Regions from separate parts of the Homo sapiens genome. Here region 2 is linked to region 1. Evidence: chromatin loops called from intact Hi-C (ENCODE). Cell type or tissue: A673. All regions are shown on one strand. Links, peaks and the distances in the headings refer to the core of each region. The heading gives the core; the rest is flanking DNA. Region 1 overlaps HDAC9 (histone deacetylase 9). Region 2 overlaps HDAC9 (histone deacetylase 9).

What was found. Peaks named below come from ENCODE experiments on the same cell type or tissue, not always from the same donor. Only the 100,000 strongest peaks of a DNase experiment are listed, where the experiment ranks them.
Region 2: it touches region 1 in a loop (4-fold over the local background); 1 of 110 quality-filtered maps calls a loop at or near these places.

The regions. Positions count from the first base shown.
Region 1 is chr7:18,786,048-18,791,435 of GRCh38, forward strand. All of the region lies in intron 16 of HDAC9 (histone deacetylase 9), which reads left to right. Among named protein-coding and RNA genes, the nearest start is that of HDAC9-AS1, 110 kb to the right of the region's middle. In A673, for the core only: no CTCF peak of the experiment used is centred there; DNase peaks (open chromatin) are centred at 364, 484, 974 and 2,154; H3K27ac peaks cover 2,307 bases.
Region 2 is chr7:18,549,956-18,555,343 of GRCh38, forward strand. The region is part of intron 2 of HDAC9 (histone deacetylase 9); the gene reads left to right. Among named protein-coding and RNA genes, the nearest start is that of HDAC9, 57 kb to the left of the region's middle. RefSeq lists an enhancer at 570-1,071. In A673, for the core only: no CTCF peak of the experiment used is centred there; no DNase peak of the experiment used is centred there; H3K4me3 peaks cover 1,036 bases; H3K27ac peaks cover 3,949 bases.

The DNA.
Region 1 (5,388 bases), core at 260-5,259:
AACATGGACTGTTAAATTTTAGTTTTTTATTACTTTCTCTATGTATTTTCTGAATTGCATTCTGCTATGACTGAGTAAACGAAATCATGTTTCTGCTATTCATGTTCCCTAAGTTATGTTTAACTCAGCACTCATCCTTTTTATCCCTTATTCTGGATCACCACTAGTAAGAGAGATTGCAACATGTTATTCTTCTTTTAAATGTGAACAGCATTATGTAGTAGCTAAGTTTTAATAAATAGATGTATAACTAGCGCTTTACTGGCCCTAACTCTTTATCCTCTTGTAGTCCCTCCATGCCTCCATAGAGAGGAGTATCTTCCTAATTATTTTAGGAGCTTCAGGTAATGCCTAATGTGAATAGTACCATGTGCTTCTGAATGCAAGATGTTTTTTCCCATCGCCCTTTCCTTCCTTCCTTTCGTCCTTCCTTCCTTTCTTCCTTCCTTCCTTCCTTCCTCTCTCTCATGTACTTTTTGCTCACATACACTTCCTGTGTCCCCTGTTTCTGTCACACCTCTTGGGTATGGCTGGCTGGCTTCCTTCCTTCCTTCCTTCCTTCCTTCCTTCCCTCCCTCCCTCCTTCCTTCCTTTCTTCCCTCCTTCTTTCCTCCCTTCCTCCCTTCCTTCCTTTTTGCTCACATATCCCTTTCTGTGTCCTCGGTTTCTGTTGCATGCGCCTCTTGAGTCTAGCTTTCTTTCCTTCCTTTTCTTTTTTCTCTCTTTCTTTCTTTTCTTTCTTTCTTTCTTTCCTTCCTTCCTTCCTTCCTTCATTCCTTCCTTCCTTCATTCCTTCCTTCCTTCCTTCTCTTTTCTTTCTTTGTTCCCAGTGAGTACTGCTGGCCCCTGCTGATGCACATTACCGATATTCTGGGGTCTTTACATTGCCAAGTGCTCAGGATTCTATGAGGTTTATAGAGAAACAGAAAATGTGCTTCCTTCCCTCTTTTAAGGTCATAATTTTTCAAATTGATACCAAAGTGTTCTACGTAATTCTCATGTTTTTAGAGGGTTTAAAATGTTTTGCCTATTTTAGTTACTTATAATCTCCTGTGTTTCTCAACCCCTTTCTACCCTATTAGATAGACAGGACTCTGGGAGTGTGGGTTGGGAGAGAATCTCAATGAGAGATTCTGTACTACTTCAGATTGTGCCTCCTCCTCTGATGACTAAATCTTTCTTATGGGCCAAGCTCCTGTGACTCTCACCCTAAAGTGGGGTTCTACTCAATCTCACCGAGTGTGTTTGTTCCCTCACACAGAAAGACTTTTTGTGGAATAGCTTCACTTACACTTCTCAACCCCAGTTTTGGATGTATGTTAGGTCCAGACCCTCCTACATATTTATAAAGTGAGTTGAACTTTGGGATGCCTATTTCAAAACTGATAGATTTTAATTCTGGCAATAAAACAAGGCCTCTGTGGACCTATTTCTCAGCAGACTACTAAAGCTGCCTTCATGCTTGGTACATTAGTTACATCATTAGAAACATTTGAAAGTTAAAAGCATACTGTTTTTAGAATGGTACATAAAGCAAGGCTTGGTAAAGATTCCAGAGGAATCTGAAGGTAGGAATATTTAGGGATTTCCATACTGTAAAATACAGTTAAACCTCACTAGCCTGTGTGTACAGCATATCCTTAGAGACTTCTGCCCAGAATCCTGGCTAGATTTTTATCCCTGCCATTTGGCAAAATAAATTCCTGACCTTGGAAATAAATGGGACACAATATTTCCCATGCTCCCTCAGATGTGTGATGAATATGTTATTTATTTTTTCTCCCAATTATAGTGATCCTCTCCATAATTAATAATCTATCAGCCTCTTCCAGTTTGAATAACTTCCTTTCAGTTTAGAAATACTGTCTTTTCAAGATCACCTTATTATTGGACTTAATGTCTTTAGGTAATTGCTTAGCCTCTCAGATTCCTCTTTGAAGATGGCATTTGGGCACCTGAGGGAGGGATGGAGAGCTGAAGGGGTACCTGGATCCTCCTGCTGTCCTCTGAACACTCAGGGTTCCATGGCAACCTCTCTGCACCACCTGACTCTTCCTGAAGTTGAAGCTGAGGTCGGCAGCAGATTAACTCCTGATTACTGACTTCTCTGCCAGCTGGAGCTTGGCAGGGTTCCCGGGCTCCAGTAGCCTCCCTTTGGCTCACATTGGTAATGGGGTTCCTCTGAACCCCTCTGTGGACTCCATTTGGCTCCACCCATAGTTAAACCATTTCACAGGCTCTCCCATATCATACCCCTTGGAGGATTGTGAGAACTTGAGACTTCCAGCTGCACTCTACAGGAACCAAGAGCATCTCAGGAATGCTGTAGCTTAATCTTCCATTAGTTTTTCATACCACTCTGCAGACTTTATTATATGGTGGCCACAGTTTAGTGTAGACATGACTTCAAAAAGTCCCAAATATTGGCTGAACGCGGTGGTTCACACCTGTCATCCCAGCATTTTGGGAGGCTGAGGCAGACGGATCACCTGAGGTCAGGAGTTCAAGACTAGCCTGGCCAACATGGTGAAACCCCATCTCTACTAAAAATACAAAAATTAACTCAGTGTGGTGGCGGATGCCTGAAATCCCATCTACTTGGGAGGCTGAGGCGGAAGAATGGCTTGAACCCAGGAAGCAGAGGTTGCAGTGAGCCAAGATCGAGCTACTGCACTCCAGCCTGGATGACAGAGCGAGACTCTGTTTAAAAAAAAAAAAAAAAAGACCCAAATATCAACCAAAGTGAAGGCTCACCGACCATTTTGTCAACTTACCTGAAACATTTTTCTCTCTCGTTTGCTCACATGTCGCTTTCTGTGTTCCTTGTTTGTGCCGCACCCCTTGAGTCCAGCTTTCTGCAGTCTTTCAGGACCAGAAGAGATGGATTTTAGGTTTTCCTTCCACTCAATGTATTCTATATGTACCCTAATCAACAAGCATGCCTGGTTGTCACAGGTAGAAGGGGTCTCTACTCTGAATCATTCAGAGAAGAAATAATCATATTCTTTCGATGCTATCACTAACACAGGACCGTGATCTGAGACAACCAGGTTCAGTTCTTGATATGTAAAGGAATTTGGGAAAATATCATCTCTCACCACAAAATCTGTATTTTTATGTATATTGAAGCAAAATCCTGTTTTGGTCATCATTTTCTTTACCTTTCTTCTATATCCATCCTAATCTCCCTTTCAGCTCATGTACTATTACTCCTTAATGCACACGCAGACACATACACGCACACACACACACACACACACACAGTCTCTCTCTCTCTCTCTTTCTCCCTTTCTCTCTCTCACTGGGAAAAAGAATAAGTTGTTGGAGAGACAAAGGAGAATTTATGTGCATGGAAAGAAAAATGACAAAGCATATTTTTTCAGAATATAGTAGTTCTATTTTTAAGAATTTGCCTTGCATGTCTTCTCAACTTTAGCAAGACCTTAGTAGTAGGCCACTGTGCTCAGGGTGGCTCCCTGCTCCACTGTCATTTATTTCCTTTCCAGCCTCATCTATTACATCTTGCATTATTTTTCCATTTCCAGAGCCAACTTTATGCCACTGTCCTTCAACTTCCAAATGTGAGGGTGCCTGTCTTCTTATAGTTCCAAACCCTTCTGATCTCTACTTTCATCATTATTGCATTGCCATTTCAGCCCCTTAATCCTGCATATCTGTATGCATTCCAAGCAAATCCTTCTTTCCCTTTTTTCTTCCCCTCCAGCTCCAAAATATCTTATTCTATGCAAGGAACCACTATCAGTTGATGAACTCAACTGTTTTCTCTTACCTATAGTTTTTTCCTACTGTCAAGATGTTCTTCAGCAGTTGAAATCAGAGCTCTCTTAAGGAAGTGGCCCTCTTGATGCTATCACTAATATAGGGAAATTGGTTGGAGAGATTGACAACCAATGAGAGGGACAAAGAGGGAGGAAAAATATTTTTACCATTGAGAATATTGGAAAGTGGATATGGATGTTCTTCTAGTGACACAGATTATAGCATAATTCATGAGTTATGTATCCTGTTTTATCATTGAAGTTCTTATGAAACTGTAACATGGAAAATACATGTGGGGAGCTTTTGGCAGCTAATTTGGCCCTGAACCCCATTTGGATCATCATGCCTTAGGAAAGTATGCTTGTAATTTGACTTATGAACAAGATTTTGGGATTTAATCTTACTATGAACTGAAGAGTGTGCCCTCAAAATTTATGTACTGAAGCTCAAATCGCTAATCTGATTATATTTGACTACCTTTTGAAAGTAATTAAGATTAAATTAGGTCATAAGGTACTGTGTGCTAATCCAATAGGACTGATATCCTTACATGAAGAGGAACTTTAGTACAAGGAAAGGGCATGTGAGGATGTAGCAGATGTGGCCATCTGCAAGCCAAGGGGAGAGTCCTCACCAGTCACCAAATGGGTTGGCACCTTTATCTTGAACTTCAAAGCCTCCAGAATTGTGAGAAATAAAATTTCTTTTGTTTAAGCTACCTACCCCTTGGTATTTTGTTATGGCAACCTGAATGGACAAAGACAAACTTGTTTGTAAATTCAGAATTAAGTACAATTACCTATTTATGAACAGATTATATCCACAAAACTTGACCATTACCGTTTATAAGCATTTATAAACTAAATGTAGGTAAAACATAGGTTGAGGTGGTATTGAGATAAATATTGTTTTTGTTTAAATATAAATAAATTAATGGATGATAAATCCCATAGTTTCCTAAAGAGAACTTCTTTAGGGATAAGCCTAAACATTGGTTATGAGTCAAAATATCAGTCATCCACTGGATACCTATGTGCTCAACATTCTTTATGATCAATAAACATAGCTTTATTATAAAAGTAACCCCCACCCGGCAACTCACAGTAGGTACTCAATGAATGTTAACTGAATTAAAACAAAACTACCATTATTAGTAGAAGTTTAGACACCAAAATTAATGTCACAAACATCTTTGGCAGATAGAAAGGTATGGACAGGCATATGGGTATCACGCAAACGTATTTGTGGCTACCTAATGCCCTTTAGTATGGTCAAAGATACAGCACTCTCTGCTGCTGGAATGTTTTTCTAATCAAGTTCAGTATTTATAATTTTTTGGAAGGAAATTTGCCACTGCTTTAAGAAATAAAGAAAGAAACAAAGCTTATGATGTACTCCAAAGTTGAGTAAAAAGGGCTTAGGAATTTTACATGGTTCTTGAGTCACCGAATACATCTTTTGGAATTTATTTATTTTATTTTTTTGCTTGCTTCCCCAGTAACTTAAATTCTGATTAATGCAGGCTTTTCTTTGGTACTAGTAGCTCTGTAGTGGTGGGAAAACTGACTAAAACCTATATAATACATGGTAAATAATGGTTTTTATTTT
Region 2 (5,388 bases), core at 70-5,069, 240 kb before region 1:
GTAGGATACTGAGATAGCTTACTTTTCTTGCTTAGGAATGCCTTCATTTTTTGGAAAGGCATTCTTTATTTTTTTTTTACCATTTTCAACTCAATTTTAGTTATTTAATTTTCCTGTCATTATAATTTGGATATATAACTTCTTTGAGAAGTGCAGATCATTTCATAGCTATCTCATTCTTTATAACTCAATCTTTTTGTTTTTTAACAGATTAGAACCTAAAGCAGAGAAAGTTAGTGATAGAAAGCATGAAGTAGAGTAACAAAACTGAAAACAGCCAGTTGCCCTACCAACCTGTTCTGCTCTATTCTTCTATTTTTTACTGTACTATATTCGATCCCATTTTTTTCGTTCCATTCTATGTTATGATTTCCCAACCTATATGTATTCCATTCATCCTGTTCTGTTCCATTCTATGCAATAAATATTTAATGAGTGTTTAGTATGTGGCAGGTGTTAGTCTATGTGGCTTGGCATGTACCAGTCAACACAACAGATAAAAAAATTGCTGCTCTTCTAAAGCTTACATTACAAGAGGAGGAGACAGAAACAAAACAGACTTAATTCGTAAGTAAATTTTAGAAGTTAGTGAGTGCTATGGAATAAAGAAAGAGTTAAGTAGGTGGGGGATATCAGGTGGGAATGGAGGGAAAGTTACAATTTTCAAACAGGGTAAGGTGTGAGAAACTGTAAGGAATTTTGCCATAAATTGATCTGAGCGATGCATTTTCTGATCACTAAGAATAGCAAGGCCAAAGGCACTAGGATGTGAGATGCCTGGAATGTTTAAGAAACAGCAGGGAGATCAGAGTGGCTGGAGTAGAGTGGTGAGAGGAGAGTAGGTGCAGGTGAGGTCAGATAGGAAAGAAAGATCTGACTACAAAGGGCTTTTGAAGGTGTTGGTTTTTACTCTGAGCAAAATAGTCAGCCATGGCAGGGCTTTCAGCAGAAGACCACATGATCTCAATTATAGTTTAGGACCCTAGCAATCCTGTTGAGAAAGACATTGGCTTATTCTATACTCTTAGCTGTGAAGGTAGAGAGAATTATTATTCATATTATTAACAACAACCACATACATCAAAAAACCCTCAGGATATTTTGAAGATAGAGTCAAAGGGATTTCCTGATGAATTTAATACAGATTGTGAGAGAATGGAAGGGGTAAAACATGATTCCAAGGATTTGGGCATGAGCATCTGGAAGGTTAGTGTTGCCAACAACCAATATGGAGAAGATGGCATATGGAGCAGGTTTGAGGGGGAATGTCAGGAGATCTTTTTTTAGATATGGTAACTTTGATATATCTTTTAGACATACAAGTAGACATTGCTTGTAGGCAGGTGGGTATATGAGTCTGGAGTTCATGAAAGAGATCCAGGGCAGAGATACATATCTGAGAGTTGCCAACACATAGTGATATTTATCATGAGATTAGATGAGGTTACCGAGGAAGTGACTATAGGTGGAGAAGAAGACCAAGAACTAAACCCCGGGGAACCAGAGTTAAGAAGTCAGGGAATAGACAAGGAACCAGAAAATGAGACAAGAAGCAACTAGTGAGATAGAAACCCTGACAATGTGTGTCCTCTCAGCCAAAAGAAGAATAAGTATCAAAAGCGATCCAATTACTAAACTGTGTCTCTTACCTCAGTGCAAATGTGTATGATGTGATTCAATATCTTCCTGTATCCCTAATTTTATTTTTATTCTATTTTTATACTGGAAAACAGGATCATTTTTTGTTTGAAATTTAGCCTGCTAAGAAAAAGTAGACTTTGTTGTTATTGTTGCTTAAGTTTCAAACAGAATCAACATTGTTTAAAATTGTTTTAAGAACTAGATTTGGTGTTAACAGTTTTTCTGTGGTGAGTCTGAATTTCCTTGAGCCGTTATTTACAGCAGAAGGTAACCACTACACTTATTCTAGGAGGCTGGATTGAAATGTATTTTATGTATTATTATCTTAGGAAAAAGATATTAAGCATCTTATCTTTATTATGATCACATTTGTTATTATCAGCATCTTCTATAGATAGTACTTTTTGAGGCTACATGTTATTGTGGACTTGTGCATTTTTAAAAGATTAAGCATTTGGCTTGGAATTATCAAGTAATCCTGTGTAGTAACTGTGATTAAAATTATACAGGAATTCATTTCAAACTGTGACAAATATATTGTAGCTTACACTCTTATTGAATTTGTTCATATATTTTATCAAGAATGTCAAGTATTTTTACATTAGGTTTATGTAGGTTTATAGGTGGAAATATAAATTATTAGTAATGCAAATTATGATCTTGAAAAAGTAGCTAGATTTTCAGGTTTTCCTTTTTTTTGAGCCTGCAGACTATTTGGAAATTAATTTGCATTTTTTTGGTGTGTATTTATATTGTCTTTTGCTTATATTCTGCATTACAGGATTCTGAGTTTCCACTTAATGAGTAGGCTTTACAGTACCCACAAATTACTGCAACAAAGTTAAAAAAAAAAGCACTAGAAGCCTAATGAAATGGACTGCTGAGAACAGAGCTGAATAAACACAAGCTTCCCTTTTTGCAGTGACTGTTCCAAACTAAGCAGAAGCTGCTTCTTTATTTCAGGGAAGGAAAAATAATGACCCGGTTTTCTTTATTTTTCTGGTGAGCAATTTAACTGCTACCTCCATTTGGCATATTCTCCCACTTCTTTTACTGGAATGGGCTATAACTGTAGGTATGGCATTCTTTGCCACAATGTATATTTTCCTTACTGCAGTGTATATTTTGAGCCATATTTACCAACACAGATATTTACTTTTTCTCTGAGATGTGGTCTAGAAGCAATTGTTCAGAGAGAAATTCAACACTGACTCTAGAGGTAAACCTGTACCCGGCATTTCAGTGTGTATGTGTGTTTGTAGAATTATCATCAAAGAGAGAAGATTATTCTTCCAGATGGCATTTACCTTAATAAAAACTGCTAATATGCACAAGCTTGAAAACCATTTCTAATCCAAGTGTACTGGCAGCGTGTTATTTTCAGGAGTAGTTGCATTAACTCTTTGAACCTTTTAAAAAAATTATCTTCTACTTTTGAACTAGGTCTTTTGAAAGATAATAGCTATCCTAAGTAAGTTATCCTTTGAGTACTGTGCGTGTGCACCTTTGTGTGTATTTGTGCTGTGCGTAAACCATTGTGTATTTTGGCATGGCCCAAGTCAGCAGGAAGGCTCCAGGGCTGAGGCTGCTTTCATCCTCTGATACACCCTCACAACCTTCCTGTTTTACGATAATTCTGAAACCTAACGCTCCTGCTACTTTTAACTCAGAACTGTGTTTATTTGCCTGTGGCCTGTTTTATTGTAAAATAAAAACCTTAAGAACCCTATGTTTTTAGGGTGCTTTTCCCCCCTCAAGAACACTGTGGTTGTCTTAAAGCCTAAATGACTGTGTTTTAATGATGTGTAAAGATTCAGTAAAAAATAAATCATGGCAATTTTGTTTTAAGAAGAAACTTTTAAAGGCAATACGTGCTGCAGACTTCAAAAAGTCTAATCAAACAATTAAGAACAAACAGTACTTGTGTGAACTTATCATTTTATTCTGCACTTTTCATAACATATTAGGTGTTAAGCTTCGAAAGATTCTGCTTTAATTCCGGGTAACTATTGGTAGGGGATTTAAGTCACAATTATTTAAACATAAGTTTTTCACAGATCTTGAATGTCTCTGGGAATTTTCTCCCCGAGGCAAATAATAGAGGGAATTAAAGCTGATTTGTTTTCTTTGCCAATTGAAATTATGAGATAGGTGGCTGCCACTGATTTTATCTTACCTACGAGCATCCTACAGCCCCTTATGTTCTGGTAATGCCCCTGATGGTGATGCATAGTAAATAGTGGAGTAAATTAGAAGAGAGTTATAGGTGTGATGGGAGTAATGGATAAGTTAAATGCCGTCTTTATCCTCAAGGGACTTACAGTCTGGCTCAGTATTTCTTATGAAGGGAGGGTGGGACACTATTGGCATTTTAGGTAGGGCAGTTCTTTTCTTGTATGGAAATGTTCCACACATTGTAGGAAGTTAAGTTTCTCTGGCTCCTGCCTAGTAATTATTAGTAGCACCGTTAGTTACTGTGACAGTAAAAAATAAGTCCATATATTTATCAGATGTCCTCTAGAGAAGGTATTAATTCTAATCCTTCTTCCTTAGAACAGTTGGAAGATCTGAAATATACACTATATGCATAAGAAGTGATTATAGAACTGTATTGTCTATATTGTCGAAACTATGTTAAAGGAATGATGCATACCATAAAAGCGAAGAAAAGACAGGAAAAAAAAAGGCTGGTTAGTTGCCTCTGTGTACACCAACTGGTATTACAGATCACTTTTTTTTTTTTTTTTTTTTTTTTTTTGAGACGGAGTCTCTGTCATCACCCAGGCTGGCGTGCAGTGGCGCGATCTCGGCTCACTGCAAGCTCCACCTCCTGGGTTCACGCCATTCTCCTGCCTCAGCCTCCGGAGTAGCTGGGACTACAGGCGCCCGCCACCACGCCCGGCTAATTTTTTGTATTTTTGGTAGAGACGGGGTTTCACCGTGTTAGCCAGGATGGTCTCTATCTCCTAACCTTGTGATCCACCTGCCTCGGCCTCCCAAAGTGCTGGGATTACAGGCGTGAGCCACCGCGCCCAGCCCAGATCACTCTTGAAGATCATGCTGATTCTTCTGCTGTGACTATCCTCTTCTGTCTCCCTCCTTCTTTTTTTTCTGCCCTGGATAACTCCTACTTAACCATCAAGATAAACTAAATTGTTATACCTTCCAAGAAGCCCTCATGAGCTTTCTCTCTTCTTAGACTGGGTGGGATGACTATGAACCTGGTTCTTACAAATCATTGGGTGCATCTCTGTCACTGTCTTCTAGAATTCTATTGACATCATCTGTTAAGGGTCCTTTCTATCTTCTCAGTAGCTTCTATGTGTATATTGCAGGCAGGAACTATATACTACATCTTTCTTACCTAGTTAAATTCTATGTGTGAAGTGCATATTCAATTAACTGACCTGAACTTGGCAGAAACATATAAAATTGTGTAGTTGTATAGTTGATGAAAACATATAAAATGTAGTTTCATTATTTTTTGACATCAAATTAAAATTCTGTTCAAAAGTCTCCTTTAATATAACTTTGCTCATTTAAAAAAGATTCTTATGCCCCACTGTTGGAAATATAATTTGGTACAATGCTTTTGGAAAGACATTTGGCAGTAGGTATCAAGAGATTTACAAGTTCATGGTATTTGATTCATTAATTCCATTTCTGGGAACCTCTCCTAAGGAAACAATTCTAATTATAGAAAAAGCCTGATACTCAAAAGTCTGCATTTCAAAACTGTTACTAACA